Linked DNA regions of Mus musculus: all the other regions are linked to region 1. The links are chromatin loops, found by intact Hi-C in ENCODE. Cell type or tissue: heart. All regions are shown on one strand.

The links. Peaks named below come from ENCODE experiments on the same cell type or tissue, not always from the same donor. Only the 100,000 strongest peaks of a DNase experiment are listed, where the experiment ranks them.
Region 2: it touches region 1 in a loop (4-fold over the local background); 21 of 42 quality-filtered maps call a loop at or near these places.
Region 3: it touches region 1 in a loop (4-fold over the local background); 4 of 42 quality-filtered maps call a loop at or near these places.

The regions. Positions count from the first base shown.
Region 1 is chr6:119,345,684-119,350,683 of GRCm38, reverse strand. Cacna2d4 (calcium channel, voltage-dependent, alpha 2/delta subunit 4) reads right to left here. Exons shown (of 38, transcript NM_001033382.3): 35 at 3,433-3,550; 36 at 1,846-1,958; 37 at 1,507-1,589; 38 at 1-653. The coding sequence ends at 549. Among named protein-coding and RNA genes, the nearest start is that of Lrtm2, 17 kb to the right of the region's middle. In heart, a CTCF peak has its summit at 2,231 (motif pointing right); a DNase peak (open chromatin) is centred at 2,223; H3K27ac peaks cover 349 bases.
Region 2 is chr6:119,126,829-119,131,828 of GRCm38, reverse strand. It overlaps a transcript of Cacna1c not described here. Among named protein-coding and RNA genes, the nearest start is that of Cacna1c, 21 kb to the right of the region's middle. In heart, a CTCF peak has its summit at 1,991 (motif pointing left); no DNase peak of the experiment used is centred here; H3K27ac peaks cover 265 bases.
Region 3 is chr6:118,920,967-118,925,966 of GRCm38, reverse strand. The region is part of intron 3 of Cacna1c (calcium channel, voltage-dependent, L type, alpha 1C subunit); the gene reads left to right. Among named protein-coding and RNA genes, the nearest start is that of 4931430N09Rik, 43 kb to the right of the region's middle. In heart, a CTCF peak has its summit at 2,909 (motif pointing left); a DNase peak (open chromatin) is centred at 2,916; H3K27ac peaks cover 349 bases.

The DNA of each region.
Region 1 (5,000 bases):
AAAGGTTGAGACTCTTCAGAGGTAGCTAATGACAGCTCGCAGGACTTAATATCCATTGCGTTCCTATTGTTTCCGTTTGTGCTGGGATTGAAAGTGTGAACCACCACGCCCAGCTTCCTTTCCATTTCTTCCCTCCTCTTCTGGTCCCTTCCCTAGTCTTTTGTCTCTCCCTCTGCCTGTCCTCTGCACTATCTGATGGATAAAAGCACCTTCCCTTTGGTGGCAAGCACACTCTTGCCACAGCCTCTACATGGGCCTCGCCGCTCAATTCCAGCCTCCAGAACTCCTCGGATCAGCAGATCAGCCAGGGAAATGGGTGACCCTTTGGTAAACTGGAGTAATGAACTTCTGTCCTTCCTTCACTTGAGACAAGAGTAGAAGACTTGAAGAGCCTTGGAGATCCCTCTAGCAATCTCTAAGAAGCAGAGACTTGTAGCCCCAGGACTGAAACAGGAGACATCCCACAGCAGTGAGGGGCCTTCATAAGCCGGTAACTTTGTAGAATGTCCTGTAAGGTCCCCCTTCTGCGAAAGTCAGATGGGATGGAGTCACCACAGAAGCTGGGGTGGAAGCAGCCAGGCCCCCAGTGATAGCAGGAGCAGAGGGGATGAAGGCAGAGTGTCTGAAGCACCGCCACAGTCCTGGGCATTCTCCTAAAAAGCCAGAGGGGTAAGGAGCATTAGGAGAGAGGTGGCCAAGGTCTGGCATGTACAGCATGGGTGCACACAGACAAAATAAGAGCCTGCTTCCAGCCTCGCCTGGAGATGGCGAGGTTTCAGATTCTCCCCCCCCCCCCCCCCCGCGCCCCAGACAGGGTTTCTCTGTGTAGCCCTGGCTGTCCTGGAACTCACTCTGTAGACCAGGCTGGCCTTGAACTCAGAAATCCGCCTGCCTCTGCCTCCCCAGTGCTGGGATTAAAGATGTGCGCCACCACGCCTGGCTCGGCGAGGTTTCAAAGATGAGAAGAAACCTGCCTTTCTTCAATCTTCTAGGGACAGTAGAGACTACTTGCTTAAATCTTTAGGGCCTTCCTCTCATAATTGTGTGGAACAGCTGTCATCTCCAGGAGCCCCTCTAGGGAGGTAGTTTGTAAAGGCAGCCACACCCAGCAGAGACTGGGTAGTAAGGTCCCTGGCTTAGGGGTTAATAGATACCAGTCGCTATTGTCATTAGCTAAGTCATGGTAAGTAGCGCTGAGGTGTCTCAGAAGTCAGGAAGGATGTGAGGGGAAGCTTACTGGGCTCCAGGCCCTAGAAGTACAGATGCCCTTGGGTCCTTTTCCCTTTCTCTCTGTCTGCTTTCCTTTGCCCCTCCCCCTCCCCCAACTGACCTGGAACATCCTTGCTTGCCACTGCTCCTTATTCTGTGTATCACACAACATCATTGTGGATGCAGGGCTCCCCCAGCATGATAGACACATAGTCCAGAAATACTCATGTCCCAAGAAGCCACACACAGGACAAAACTAGGGGTCAAAGGCCAAGCCTCTTAGTTCATAGCCCGCACCTCTGGATGGAAGGCATGGCAGGAGCCTGGTCGTCTCCGGGGCTTCTGGGAGCGCATCCTGTCACACTTGACAGAGGCATTATGTGCGGAGCTCACTGTCAAGGTACAACTCTCCACAGTTCCAGAGATCCTGAAGGTCAAGATCTGTGAGGTCAGTGGCCCAGCAAGCAGGTACAGGCTGGGCCGCTCCCTCCCCCTCCCCCTCCTCCCTCCTCCCCCTCCCCCATCATGGTGCTGGATGCAAGGGAGGACAGTGAGAAGCTGGACTCTGCAACCCAAATCTGAGCTGCTCTATGATCTCTCAGCCACCCCCTTCCCCTTGGAGGGTGGGAAGGATATATTTGACTTCTGTGGCCTCCTGGAGGATGGGAGAGTGGGCGCTGCAGTCACAGGTGCGGTCTGTCACGAGCAGGAGCAGGTTGCTTCGGGGAATCTGTTGCATCACGAATGTCCTGCAGCAGAGAGGGCAATGGGCTCTGAGTCGCAGGAAGTGCAGCCTCCAGGAGAAGTTCTCTGGGGAGAGACCTTCTGGAGCCCTGGGAAGGACAGGCAGTCCCAGGAATATTGAGACCAATAGCTCAGTACTTTTACATGAACCGTCACAATGCCACCCCTCCATTCCCAGTAGCCTGGAGAGGGTGAAGAAGGAGCTGTCATTAACACCCACAGGGATCATTTCCAGCAAACAGGCATATTACCTCTGTTAGAGCCAGAGAATTTGCAGTTCTGGGCTTGGCCACAAGATGGCACCAATGCTCCTATATATAGCTTGGGTTGGGGGGTAGGAAAAGGTCTTTATGTGTTACATACACAGCTAGGAAGGTTATCACCAAGCATTTTGTATGGGGTGGGTGATGTTAGACACACACAAGTAAGTATATAGCACACATATAAACTCACATGTGGCCATTACACCATTATGTGAACTTGGTATAGTTCCCATTGTGCACAGGACAAAACAGGCTAGAAGCTTGTCTGCAGTTAAGACTAGAGATGGAAAGGATCAAAGGCAGAGTCAAGTCTGTCTGCTGGGAAGCCCTTCTTCTCTACTATCCCCTCAATGGTTCCTTAAAGCCCGACATAAGCACGCCAATAGTGTTAGCCCCAGGAAGGCTGCTGTATGTGTACTTAAGATGTTACACATGATGAAGAGGCGGCAACCTAGATCTGTCTAGCGCCACAATCTGAGCTTACACAATAGTTGGCCTAGCTCTTTGGTTCCCCAGACATCCTGGTGGCCCCAGTAAGCTGCAAGACTGGCCAAGGGAGGTCCCTGGAGGTACTGTCCTCCTGGGTTGGGACAGATGCCTCTAGGTTGGTTTCTTCAAAGTTTAGCGTGGGAAGTCAGTAGGTGTGGCCTTCCAAGCTGGTCTGGATGAAGCTAGGGACTTTTACCCAGGAGCTAGCCTGACTGGATTCTGCTTAGAAATTCAAGACTTGGCCTGGCGATGCCCCAGGCTCTGACAGCTCCAACCAAGGCTCCTACTCCTACCCTGTGCCTTTGCTGAGAACACCCCAGTCCTGCACATAGTTCCTGCTCTGTACGGGGCAGAACGTCCTGCCTCTTTCCCAGCCTGTCACATAAGTGTTCAAGGCCCTGACGCTACCTTGCTCTGAGCGGAGGGGAAGCAAGCCTGCAGGGGTTTCCAAGAGAGACCCCGTGGCCTTGGACTTCGACTCACTGACTTGGGAATTGGTCTCTGGATCCTTGGCCCTGTGTCTCCTAAAGCAGACAACCAAACTGTCCACACCCACTCCCCTCCCCTCTGCTCCAGTCTGGGTTTTTGCTGCACTGAAGATCAGGATACCGAGAAGGGCAACTCCTCTCTGAGATGAAAGGGACTCCTTTCCTCCTGTGGAGACTTTCCTATGGGTGCCAAGGGCAAGACGCCGTTGGCCGGATTCCGTGGCTGCCTGGAGACTTACTTCTGGCAGCCCCCACACTCGATGATGCCATTGGCTTCCTGGATGGCCGTCTGATGCACGAACACTGGGTACTCTGTGTCACAGGGGTGCAGCAGGTCCTGCTTCTTGTGCTTGTGGGCTGTGGGTGACAGAGGAATGTGTGTGAGGAGGGTTACCACACATCACAGAAGGCCTTAGGGAACCCATCTACAAGGGTTGGGGATACAGCGGACCAGCACTCGGCAAAGGGTACAGCAGAGCGTGGAGGCCCTGCCACGCTGCTGTAGAGAGTAGAGGCCTTGCCCTGGCTCTGCTATGCTGCTGTGGAGTGTGGAGGCCCTGCTGCGCTGTTGTGGAGTGGGGAAGCCCTGCTACACTGCCATGTTGCCCTTCCCAGGGCCCTTGAGATTTATCCCCGGGCACTCGTGGGCACCTCGCAGCACTGAGGTCCTGATGCATCAACACACTTTACCCTTTACAGCCCAGCAGGGAAGGAGGAGAGGGAAGGAAGGCAGCAGGAACCATATTAAACACCCAGAAATGGGGTGCAATCAGGACGCTGCTTTTGCAAGGTCACACAAGGAGTGAGGAGGAGAGTCACAGGTCTCCATGCCTGGACCCGGACGCTTCCCTCACAGACAATGAGGCTAAGAGGAGAGGCAGGCTTCAGGCTAAACAGTTCCTGTGGGCTGGGAGAGCAGACGGGGTTCAGCCAACTTCACTTCCTGTTCATGCTACTGGGCACCTGGCGTCAGAGGCTGGAAGCCTCAAACAGGGCTCTCCTACTAGGCTTAAGGTTGGGCTATTTTCCTGTCATTGGAGAGGGCATTCCGTTGCTGAAACCTATCAGAGTCACCAGTGGCAGGACCAGGTGGCTTCCTTGAGGTGTCCTGGCAGAAGGGACTTACGGAGCATGCAGGCGGGAGGAGCATGACTGACTGCATCCTGAGGCTAACGTGAGTGAGCAGACTGTAACACACAGCTTCTGTCACGATTCCAGCAAGGCCCCGTGAGAACTGCTGGAGGTGACTTCCCACCACAGCCAGGAATCATGAAGGAGACCAGATCCAGGAAGTGTGAGCCCAAGGACCTGCCTTGGTCAGTAGCAACCAGAGGGGTGGAAGGGAAACGAAGCGGGTTGGGGGGGGGGCATCGTTTGTATAAGAAAGCCAAATGAGGCAGTGGGAGCCTTCTTGGTACCAGATATCCAGAACCCTGAGACTGTTGAGCAGGGTGGGCTGAAGGCAGGCATCTTTATGGCTTAGGAGCCCCACATCTCCAGGACCCAGGTGCCATGTGTGTCTCTTGGTTTGTAAAGAACAGATGTCCTTTCCCAGGCTGACAGCAAGCATCAACAGCAGCTGGGACAAAGTTTCCCTTTGCTTTGTGTTAAGGCCACCTCAGCCTGTCATTGTCTTTGAGGTGCTTTGGCCTTAGGCACAATTTCTTTCGTTCAAGTGTTGAGCCTTGTCGAGGCTGGCAGATACCTGGGCACAGGTGACAATGCTTTTGTCTCTGGGGTGACCTAGTAGCATCTCCGCTACATAACTGGAGCCTCTTGAGAGGAGATGGCTGTTTCCTAAGGCAGG
Region 2 (5,000 bases), 220 kb after region 1:
AGCAATATTTATAGAATTCAGTCGGATTGAACAATTTCTAAAGCCCCTGTGTTGGAAATACAAGTCAGGAAGGGAGTATCTCTCATTCTACAAAGTACACCCACAAGGGCTTAGATCTCTTTGGGGTGCATTTTGGTGAATAAGGAAGGTTTACCAGCCTGGTCAGCTGATTCTCTTTTCTTCCTATTTTTTTATTTTTTATTTTGTGTGTGTGTGTGCATGTGTTCATGAGTGTAATGTATGTACATACGTGTGTATTAAGATACATGTGTATATGAAGGTCAGAGGTTGGCATTAGGTTTCTTCCTGGATTGCTCTCCACTGTATTTTTGAGACAGGGCCCCCTGATGAACCTGGAAGATTACTGACTGGCTGGACTGGCTGCACAGCGATCTCAGGGGATGCTCCCATTTCTGCGTCCTGGTGCTAAACTTACAGACCCAAACCCAGCTTCTGTGTGGGTGTTTAGGGATCTAACTCAAGGTGCTCATGCCGCTGCTGCAGGCACGTTGCCAACAGAGCCATTTCCCCAGCCTCGTCAAGCTGGGTTGAAGCTTCAGGTGTGGGTGGTAGCGTTTCTGAAAACTCCACGGCCCTGGTCAGGAGTACTCGTCTGGTATGGTAATGTGCCCACACTCTCTTTTGAGGGAGTCTTGCTACCTGGTGTGGTTGGGTCCCCAGTCCTCCACTGAGAGGATCCTGAGGGATGTGTGAGCAGGGCCTCCCAAGCTCAGCCTGTTTCCAGCTGTATTCTTGTTGCATGGATGATGGTGCAGGGACAGGCTTCTCGATCTGCCTAAACCCACATATCCTGTAAGTGACAAAGTTAAGGTTCACATCAAAGGCTATGTATGTCCCTGCTGTGTCTCCCTGGTATCTGGCAGAGAAGGAACACTTCCTGTGTGTTATGCTTGAGAGCCAATGAAAACCACAGGAAAAACTTGAAAGGAGCCGACAATCGTGGGCTGCTGTCAACATCTAAAGGTGGAAAGGCCAGGCCTGGGGACAAGATGAGGACAGCAGAGAAAGCTGATATAGTATATTATAGTACACTGTATCGTATAGTACATATGCATACTGTAATGCTCCTCTATTTTTTCATTCCTTCAGGGTAAACCCCCAAACACATAAGCACAGTGGGGTCAGTATGGTTTGCTGGGCCAGCTTCTGATTAGTTGGGAAATAGCATTTCCTAGTTTTATTCAAGTCCATAGTCTTGCACTCACCCATTCATCTACCCACTTATCAACAAATATTTCCCAAGTGCTTCCCATGAGTCAGTTTCTGGACATGCAGTGTTTGACGACTGTCCCTGTCCTCAAAGAATCCACGGCTGCTGCTAGGACATAGCACGGTGGTAGAGTGCTTGTCCCGCATGAACCAGACCCTCGATTCCACCCTGAGTGTTGGGCCTGGGGAGGAAGCTTTGACGGTCAAAGCAGAGAGCCACGTAGTCAGGAGTTTTAAATTCCATGTATAAAAATTTGCAAGGTATAGAATGTGGACAACTTCATCCAACTTGATGGCAAAGGAGATTTAGGAACATGCAAAGGAGCATGGAGGGGTCTTCCTAGTGGCTGAAGCTAGAGATCATCATGCTAAGGGAAACAGGCCAGACTCAGACAAGTATCATGTTTGTCATACGCTAAAATACATATTTAAATGCACACATATACATATACATATGAACACATGCATACGACAGGAAAGTACAATGGACTCTGAGGAGGAATTTTGAGAACTGTGAGGGGTGAGGAAAGGGCCCAAGAGAGAGGGTAGGAAGGGGAAGAGGGATATTTTAGATTTAGAGAGGCCGTGAAAGTGAAGGGATGCTGATTCCAGTTGGAAGAACTGGAGGAGAGACAGAGGACTGAGGGCGAATATGGGCAGGGTACAGTGATGTATGTGAATGAAAATGTCATTATGGAACTCATAATCCTGTGTGCTACCTAGGAGAGGAAGCATGGTCCTCTTGGTGGGTGCTCCCCCTGCTGGTGGATGGAGACCTACTTACCCCAGGGGGCAGAGTTTTCCTCTGCCCAGTCTAGGATGCTAGTGGCTGTCCCTTGTTGCTCTAGTGTCCAGCTTTAAAGTCCCGAGAATGAGCTGTCTCTCTGAAATTTTCACTTGGCCGGAGATATTCTGAATTTAAAAAATAGACGGGGGAAGCTGTTTTTTTGACTCCTACTTCGTGCTAAGCTTTGCCATTGAACACTGAAGCAAGATATGGTGTGCCTATGTTTAGTAGAGTCCTTTAATCTGCCTACAATAGCTGCTGTCTGTTGTCACATGCTAGGGGGTTGGGAAGCAAAGTGTTACAAAAGGTCCCTGGCCGGTGAGAAATAGACATTTACATTCAATTCCTTTCCCTCTACCAGAAGGTCCAGCGCAGAGTCTCCCATTGCAGGTACCTTCCCATCTCAGCCAGAGAGGGCTCTGTGGCCTCCTCCTGCCTTCTCCCCAGAATGGACTCAGATGAGCCCTAGTGGGGACGCAACCAGATTTAACCTGGGATCCCCATAGCATATGCATCTACACCCAGGTGTGATTATAGAAGCCAGAACATGGCAGGTGAGCGAATTGGCTCCTTGTTTTCCTACCTCCCAAGGCAGGCCCGTACTTAAATCATCTCAGGCAGATGGTTAACTGTCCTATTTTAACAGGTCTCCAGGGAGGAAGGTTTCAAAATTCCCTATGGCTGTCTGTTCTAGTATTTAATCATCTTTATTGCCAGCGAGTTCTCCATCCCCATTCTAAATCTCCTTGGCTGTGATTTAAGCCTTTTTTCCCTCTTGGGGTGGGGAACGCTATGGCTTTAGGGGAGGAGGCAGACTCTGTTTTTAATTTGGCTGTCTCAGGAGTCATTTATTTGAACATCCGTTGGAGTTTGTTTTCTTTGTTGGTAAACAGGATGGAGTTAGGATGGTTCTCAAGGGCTCTTCTAGCTCCCAAAGCTCCAAGTTCTCAATTTAAAGTGCTGCCCTGTGGTTGTCTGCAGCCAACCACGCTGTGGCAGGAACAGTGCTGGGCTATGTAGAAAGCTCGTGCAATGACGCGCAGTCCTGGTTCGCAACGCCTCTCACCTGTGGAGACAATGGAGCTGCATGGGAGAGCTGACAGCGAGGGACAGGGCGCTCTACTCCAGGCCTTTCAGAAGTCCCATTGCAGTTAGCTGGTTGGTAGGATAAGAATGGCATGTTTTAAAGGTGCTGCCCTGCCTCCAGCTCTATAGGACATATGAATAGCTAGTTAGGTTTTGCTCCTCTCTTCCTCTGGACCTTTGAAGAACAAATACTGGAGGAGAGTGATGCCACCAATCATTATCAGGCAATCCTTTGTTGTCCCGTCTGCTCCAAGGAAGAGATGTCCCTAGAAGCATTATGTGGCCTACAGACAGCAGGGATTAGTACAGCATGACCCCAGGTGTTGTTGGGTGGCAGTCATGCTAGGGAAAGGCTCTCACAGGAAGCAAGAGGGTGCTCAAGGCAGTTAACCCCTTTCCTGCTAGTTCTAAAAAATTCTGGTATGTGTGTCCTGAGGGCTTGCAGCACACAGCATTTGTAGCTTTGTTTATGGGCAGGGCACTTGTTTATCCTGGGCAAAGTTCTATCAGCTGAAGGGCCAAGAGCCCTGGGCCGTGCTGTAGGCAGGAGCAGATACAGGTCTGCCAATGACCCATCCTATCATGAGATGTGGTTATCTGTCAGTTGTGGTATAGTCTTACCTCCTCAAGCTCCTTAAAGGGAGAGAGGAGAAAGACCTTCTTGTTGAGTAGGCTGGCGAGGAATGTTAATCTCTTGCACACGGCAACATAGGGCAGTAGAATTCTAGTGCCCGAGCCTGCTGTCACTGACAGAAATTCGCGTGGTATTTCAGAGTTAGCTGGAGGTTAGAGTACCTCTGACCCAACCCAGTCTTGAAATTGTTCAAAAGCATGGCATTGGGTTACAGCAAGATGGCCTAGGTCCTCTGGACGTGTAATGGGGGAGAACATTGATTCCAGTGCAGACGTGGCTCTCCTGAGACGGGGGCGGGATTCTCGGCTTTGCGTAGGGATGGAACTGCTTCTGACCAGGATGCCAGCAGAGACGGATCTCTTTAGCGCCTGATTATGCTCCACTAGATCCATAGCACAGAGCTGGGAGATGCTATTGTTGAAGTCTGTGTTGTTTCTAAACATGTAGTTTTTCTTGTCTCCAGGACTAAGTGTCTGGCAGAACGGTTTTTTTTTATTTATTTTTGCTTTACTGAAAATATTTTTTTCATATAAAACATTGTAATTATGACTTTCCTTCCCTGAACTCTTCCCAGTTTCTCCCCATCTCCCCTCCCATCAAGATCTACATTCTTTTTCTGACAGAAAAATTCATAATTTCAGAGGATTCAGAACAGATAGGCTTGGTTCCTCGTGGTGCATCACCAATAGCAGCAGGTCTGTGTGGTGGAGGCTACTGTTCACTTTAAAATTGCATTTTAAAAGTGTGTGTGTGTGTGGGGGGGGTTGTAAGTCAGAGAGTAATCTAGATGACTTAGTTCCCTTCTTCTACCATGTGAGTCCTAAGGACAGAGTTCATGACCTCAGGCTTGGTAGCAAGTACCTTTACCTACTGAGCCACAGCGCTAGCCCTGTTATTCTCTTCTTGAGAGATGGGAAACAAAGAGAAGGATAGCAGAAGGGCACAGGAAGATCCATGATCCCCAAGGAAAGGCCTCTGGTAACGCCCTTCCTCCACCTTGTCCCTTTACCTACCTCCTTGTAATGGTGGCTTTCGAGAAGCAATGCATTGGCTAGGCAATTCAGAGTTCTTATGATCTACTAGTCCCTAGAAACTCAACATGGACACACCTAGAGGTATGCTTCCCTCATTCCCAGACATTTCTTTTTAAATATTATTTTTCTTTATTCTTGAATACTTCATGTATGTATGCAATAAGACATAAGCATATCCACCTACCATTGTTTTCACTTTCAACATTGTCCTCCCCCAAGCTGTCATATT
Region 3 (5,000 bases), 420 kb after region 1:
TCCTTTCTCCCTTCTTCCCCAGGAATGCTCTAGGGTGGGGAGAATCTGAGAATGGATCCCCTTCTCGCTTGGCTTCTTCAGGGGAGAGAAAGAGCCAAGAACCGAGTCAACCTCTTACATTAGGACTGCGATCCAAACATCTGTGCTTTCACGGTTGTCTCTGAGGTAGTTCTGTGCAGAATACACTTCCACAGAAACTTTGCACTAGAAATGAATGTGACTTGTTTGTCCCTGGGATTTAGGAAGATTGAGTCCACAGAGCCAGCACCCTGAGTGGTTGCTTTGTCCCCTATGGTCCCCCTTTGGTCTTACCATGAAAAGCTTGGTAATTCAATGGCCAGGTGCTATTGACAGCGACCCTGTGGGATTTTTTTTTTACATTAATATTTCTGATCTGTGGTCAGGCCCTATAACCATCCAGGCTCTTTAAACAAGAATTACCAGACCCTCTGTCTGATTTGGACCATCTGGCTTCGGGTCACCTGTAGCGTTCATTGGCCACAGGTTCTTGGTGGCTCTGGGCATAGCTGGATAGTCCGCGTTTCTAACCAGCTTGTGATCAGGCCGAGCGGCTGGACTCAGATCACACTGCTTGACTAAGTTGGACTCTCCACAGACATGACCTGGGCATCAAGAATCTCTTTAAATTCCCCTGTGACTCCAGTGACCACCTGTTGCTAAAAAACCATTTCAAATCACCAACTGATCACCTCGTCTGGTATGCATTCTGTGGTCTTGTTGTTCAGGGTCTGTGTTGTGAGTGACAGGACCTCTAGAAGTTCCATTGCTCATGAGAGACCAATGGGAAGAATTAGGATGTCTATGAATTGAGTTTCTTTGATTAAGTATGCACCCAATGTGTCCCCTATGGGAAGAGAAGTCCTGGATAGTGGGCAGAGTGATCATGAGCCAAAACAAGAACTAGCTTGCTCTCTTGTTGTGCTTGGTGGCAGACAGACTAGAGGAAGGTTATGTGCATCTGAAATAAGAGCTCTCAGCGGTCAGCAAGTGGTACCTCTCCAGGAGAATGTGTCAGGCCATTGTACCTAGTGGTCATCCTGAGTTTTCTTGACTGCCTAGCGATGGCGTAGCTGGAGGCAGGAAGCCAGCTACCTCCAGAAGCAACATTAGAGTTATCAGAAACTCAGTTTTTAAATGAAAAGCTACAGGTCAGGCATAGAGAAGAACTAAAATATCTAATAAGTGTGTGCTCGCCTCAACCGTGTTTCTCCGAGTGTATTTAGACCTATACTGAGTATGTGCAATGTGCCTGCAGTGCTGGGCAGTGAGTCCCTGTCATTAGGGAGACATCTGTGCTCACAGAGGCTGCTGACCTGGCCATGTGGGTGATGCTCCAAGGCACCGGAGTCCGTGAGATAACGTCTTTAGGATCCTGAGTGGTTAGCCGAGATACTGTTTACAAAGGAGCAGCTCTTCTCTTTTGATACTCTGTGCTCATACCGAGCCCAAGCGACTCTTGACCGGTAAGAGGACATTTGTGTCGAGGCATATAGAATCACTAAACGCTTGCCTTTAGAGGTCACCCAATCCAGGCCATTTGCTCTGAGCAAGAAGATACCAAATCTACACAGGGTAAGCTATAGATGTGTGGCTATATGTGTGTGGCCCTCTGGCAGTGAAGCTGGATGCCAAGCAGCTTCCCTGAGGACCCACCCAGTCCTTCACCTTCCTTGCCACCTTCAGAGAAATGAAGCCAGCTCAGGAAACGTATCTGGGTCCTTAGGACCAGGGGCCCTCCCTCTGAAGAGTTAATGTTTTAATTGGCCCAGCAGAGCTGAAGTCTGCATGTGGGTAAGCGAGCACAGGTGGAGAAGCAGCAGCAGAAGAGAACCTTCTGGCCAGCACCTGCTACCTCAGCAGATGCCACAGCAAATGGGGACTGGGGACTGACTGTGACCAAGGGGAAGGGAGGGATTCAGTGGCATTGTCCTCTGGGTCCTCTATGGGCAGCAGGGCAGATGTATACTTTTAGAGAGGGATGGGCTGACTTTTTCTGCAAACCCCATGATGGGGCATTCCCTGGGGAAGCCATGGGTCAAATACCCTAAGAGAAAAGGCTGGTGGGGGATAGAGAAATGGCTTTGCAACAAAGAAATGAGCTGGGCTGAGAAGTTTCCCCACCTAACTACCCAGACCTGGGAAGGTGACCGCAAGGCAGGGTGAGATGCCATGGAAGCTCTGGTGGGAGTTTGGTCAGTTGGGCTGTCCGTGGGGAGTGGCCAGAGGAGCTTGTGTGCCTGACTTTATTAAGGAGACCGGCTCAGGGCTGTGCTCCCAGGGCCCCTCCTGCATAACTCGGGGTTCCTCTGCCTAGTGTCACGAGGAATGAGAAAAGCCGAGAACTTGAAGCAGTGTGTAGTTTTGGCCTTTTCTGGAGCAGCTGCCCCTGCTACAGGGGTCTGAGGAGAACTCCAGGACCTGGATTACAGTATGAACTGTGTGTGGCAGTTTTCTATGGGGTGCAGGCCTGCCTTGCCGACTCCTGTGAGAGAGCCTTCTCTGGCCTGCGTGAGTCAGGAGATTCATGAAATAAAGGGGTCTATAGACTGGATTTAAGGCCCCTTGGTTTGACCAGTTGCCAACCATGCGCACGAGACTTTTAAGCAAGGGAATCCCACCTCCTCTGCGTTATGAGGTAGTACTGAGTGTTATCACAGAGTGGGTTCACAGACTGTGCAGTAGCTGAAGCACCTAGGAATGTGTCTTGTCCAAGAGGCTCTTAGATGGTAGCCATTATGAAAACAAGAATACTTTGTTTGAAGAAAAAAAAAAGTAAAATGGAAGTTATTTATGAGGGGTCTCAACGTGGAACCGGACAGGGAATTTTCAAAGAGCCCTTGGCTCCCCTTGTAGCCCACACATAGAACTTGCCAGCACCACCTACTGGTAGCCTGTGGGAACTGCAAGTCCCTTCAGCAGGGGCAGGACAAGGTGTTGGTGGAGAGGGGAGGAACCTGGTGGTTTGCACCCCTTTAGATTACTTGAAACGGGGGGGGGTGCATGTAAAGAGGTTAGAGTCTGGAGACTTTTGGTCTTGTTCTCCGTGTAAATAGATTTTTATTAAAATGTGTCACTTGGCTGGCAAAAGCTGGACACAATGCCCATGGCAGCATTTGGCAGCACTTTCTCAGGATAGCCCTGGCTATCCTGTCCCAGAAGCAACGGGGGTTCCAGAGGCACTGCTCACCTCCATCTCAACTGGCCTTTGTTTTCTTCATGGCAGTGACACACAAGCCAAATGAAGAATGGTCCCATTCAGTCTCCTCCCCCATTCAGTCTCCTCCCCTTCCCCCCACCTCTCCGCCCACACTTTCCTCCACCCTCCTTTTTCCTTCTGCCCTCTCCCCTTCTCCCTCCTTCCTCTCCCACTCCGTTCCCAGGCTCCCTTACTTCTTCCACCGTCTCTCCTCCCCTCCCCCCTGGCTCTCCATCCATCCGGTCGGTCTGCTCTCGTTCCCTCCCTCACACCTCTTCCACCATGTCTTATCTGGATTCTCACAGCCACCATCAGTCAGAGATCCCTCACATACACACAGCTCCACTGGGTCTTCCCAGTCTGCTCTGCCCCAGCGGCCCCTTTCACAGGTGCATCTCCACTCTCACCCTCCCGCCCTCTTCTTATTTTCTGCTAGCAAACCCCCAACACCTCAAACTATTCGCTTGAAATTCCTGTGCAGCCCTTCTTCCTCTTTGCCTAACCCATCTCAAATGCCTTGCCATTACCACCTCCGGCACCCATTAAAGTTTCTTTTAGAGTTAGTTCTTCCTCCAGGGTGCTTCTGTGGCCACTCATCAGCCCAGCACCCTTACTGTGGTCTCAGAGCCCCTACTATGCCTGTCATATGTCATGGGTGGCCTTTCTGTGTACCCTTGTCTCTCTTCCTAGCACAAGGGAGTTTTTTGTAGCTCTCTTTACTCCCAGTTCCTAGCAGAATCCCCTAACGTAGTAACCGTTCACTGAATGGCTGTGGATCCGGACGATTCTGGCTGGCCTTGAGATGCTGAACAGGCAATAAGGGGGCAAGCGATATCAAGAGAATCTAGTACCTGCCGTGTGCTCGGGACAGACCTGTTGTGAGCATCGTGTGATGTAATGTGATCACACACGGATTGGCACTGCCAGTGTGGCAGGTGACTGGGAAGGGCCATTCCTTCCCAGAACCCACAGCCTGACCTCCGGGCATGTGTCCTTTCGTTTCTTTCTGATCATGCCACCTCCTTAGCCCCGTGATAGGAAACAGCCTCTGCTAAAACCAAGAGAATGGAAGAGATGTCACATGCCAGAGTGGCCGGGAAAATGAGGTTACTCATCAGGTGTCATCAAAATGGATGATCTGTTCCCTGTGCCTTCAGGACGGGAAAATGAAAAGGGAACGGGAAGGTATGTTGACAGATGGGGAGTGAACGCAAGTGTTTGTCCATGCTAATGGAGTGGGGAGATGATGGGCACGCTGCTCTAATGGGCGAGGAACAGTTACTCAGCTGTAAAACCCAGAGGCAGAAGACGCCAGAGCCCCTGGCTGCAAACAGTGGCTGAAGCATCCCCACAGCAGTCTAGTTTCACCCGCTCAACAGGGAGGTCACAGACAAGAAGGTGCTTAATATTTAGGGAAACTTAGCTTCCACATCGGCCTCTGTCTCTTTGGGAAGTTCAAGACTACTTATGGCACTGCCCCGAGACCACTAGAAGGCTGGAGGAAAATTTCGAGGGTCAAAAGTGAATCAGGCCCAGCTTTCCTTTCCACCCCAAGGTCAACCCGAAGTACCCTCAGCCGAGAGCACTCAGCCCCCACCTCCTCCACAGCGTTCTTCGTTCCCACCCTCTGTCTGAAGTTCCTTGTGACATGGAAGACCATGCTGATTTACTACCACAGCAAGATGGGGCGGGGGTGGGGTGGGTGTTGGCAGGAGGATGCTGAGTATAAATACGGAATCCACAGGGTGAGAGGGTGTTCTGTGGTCCAGTGGTAGGGACGTGT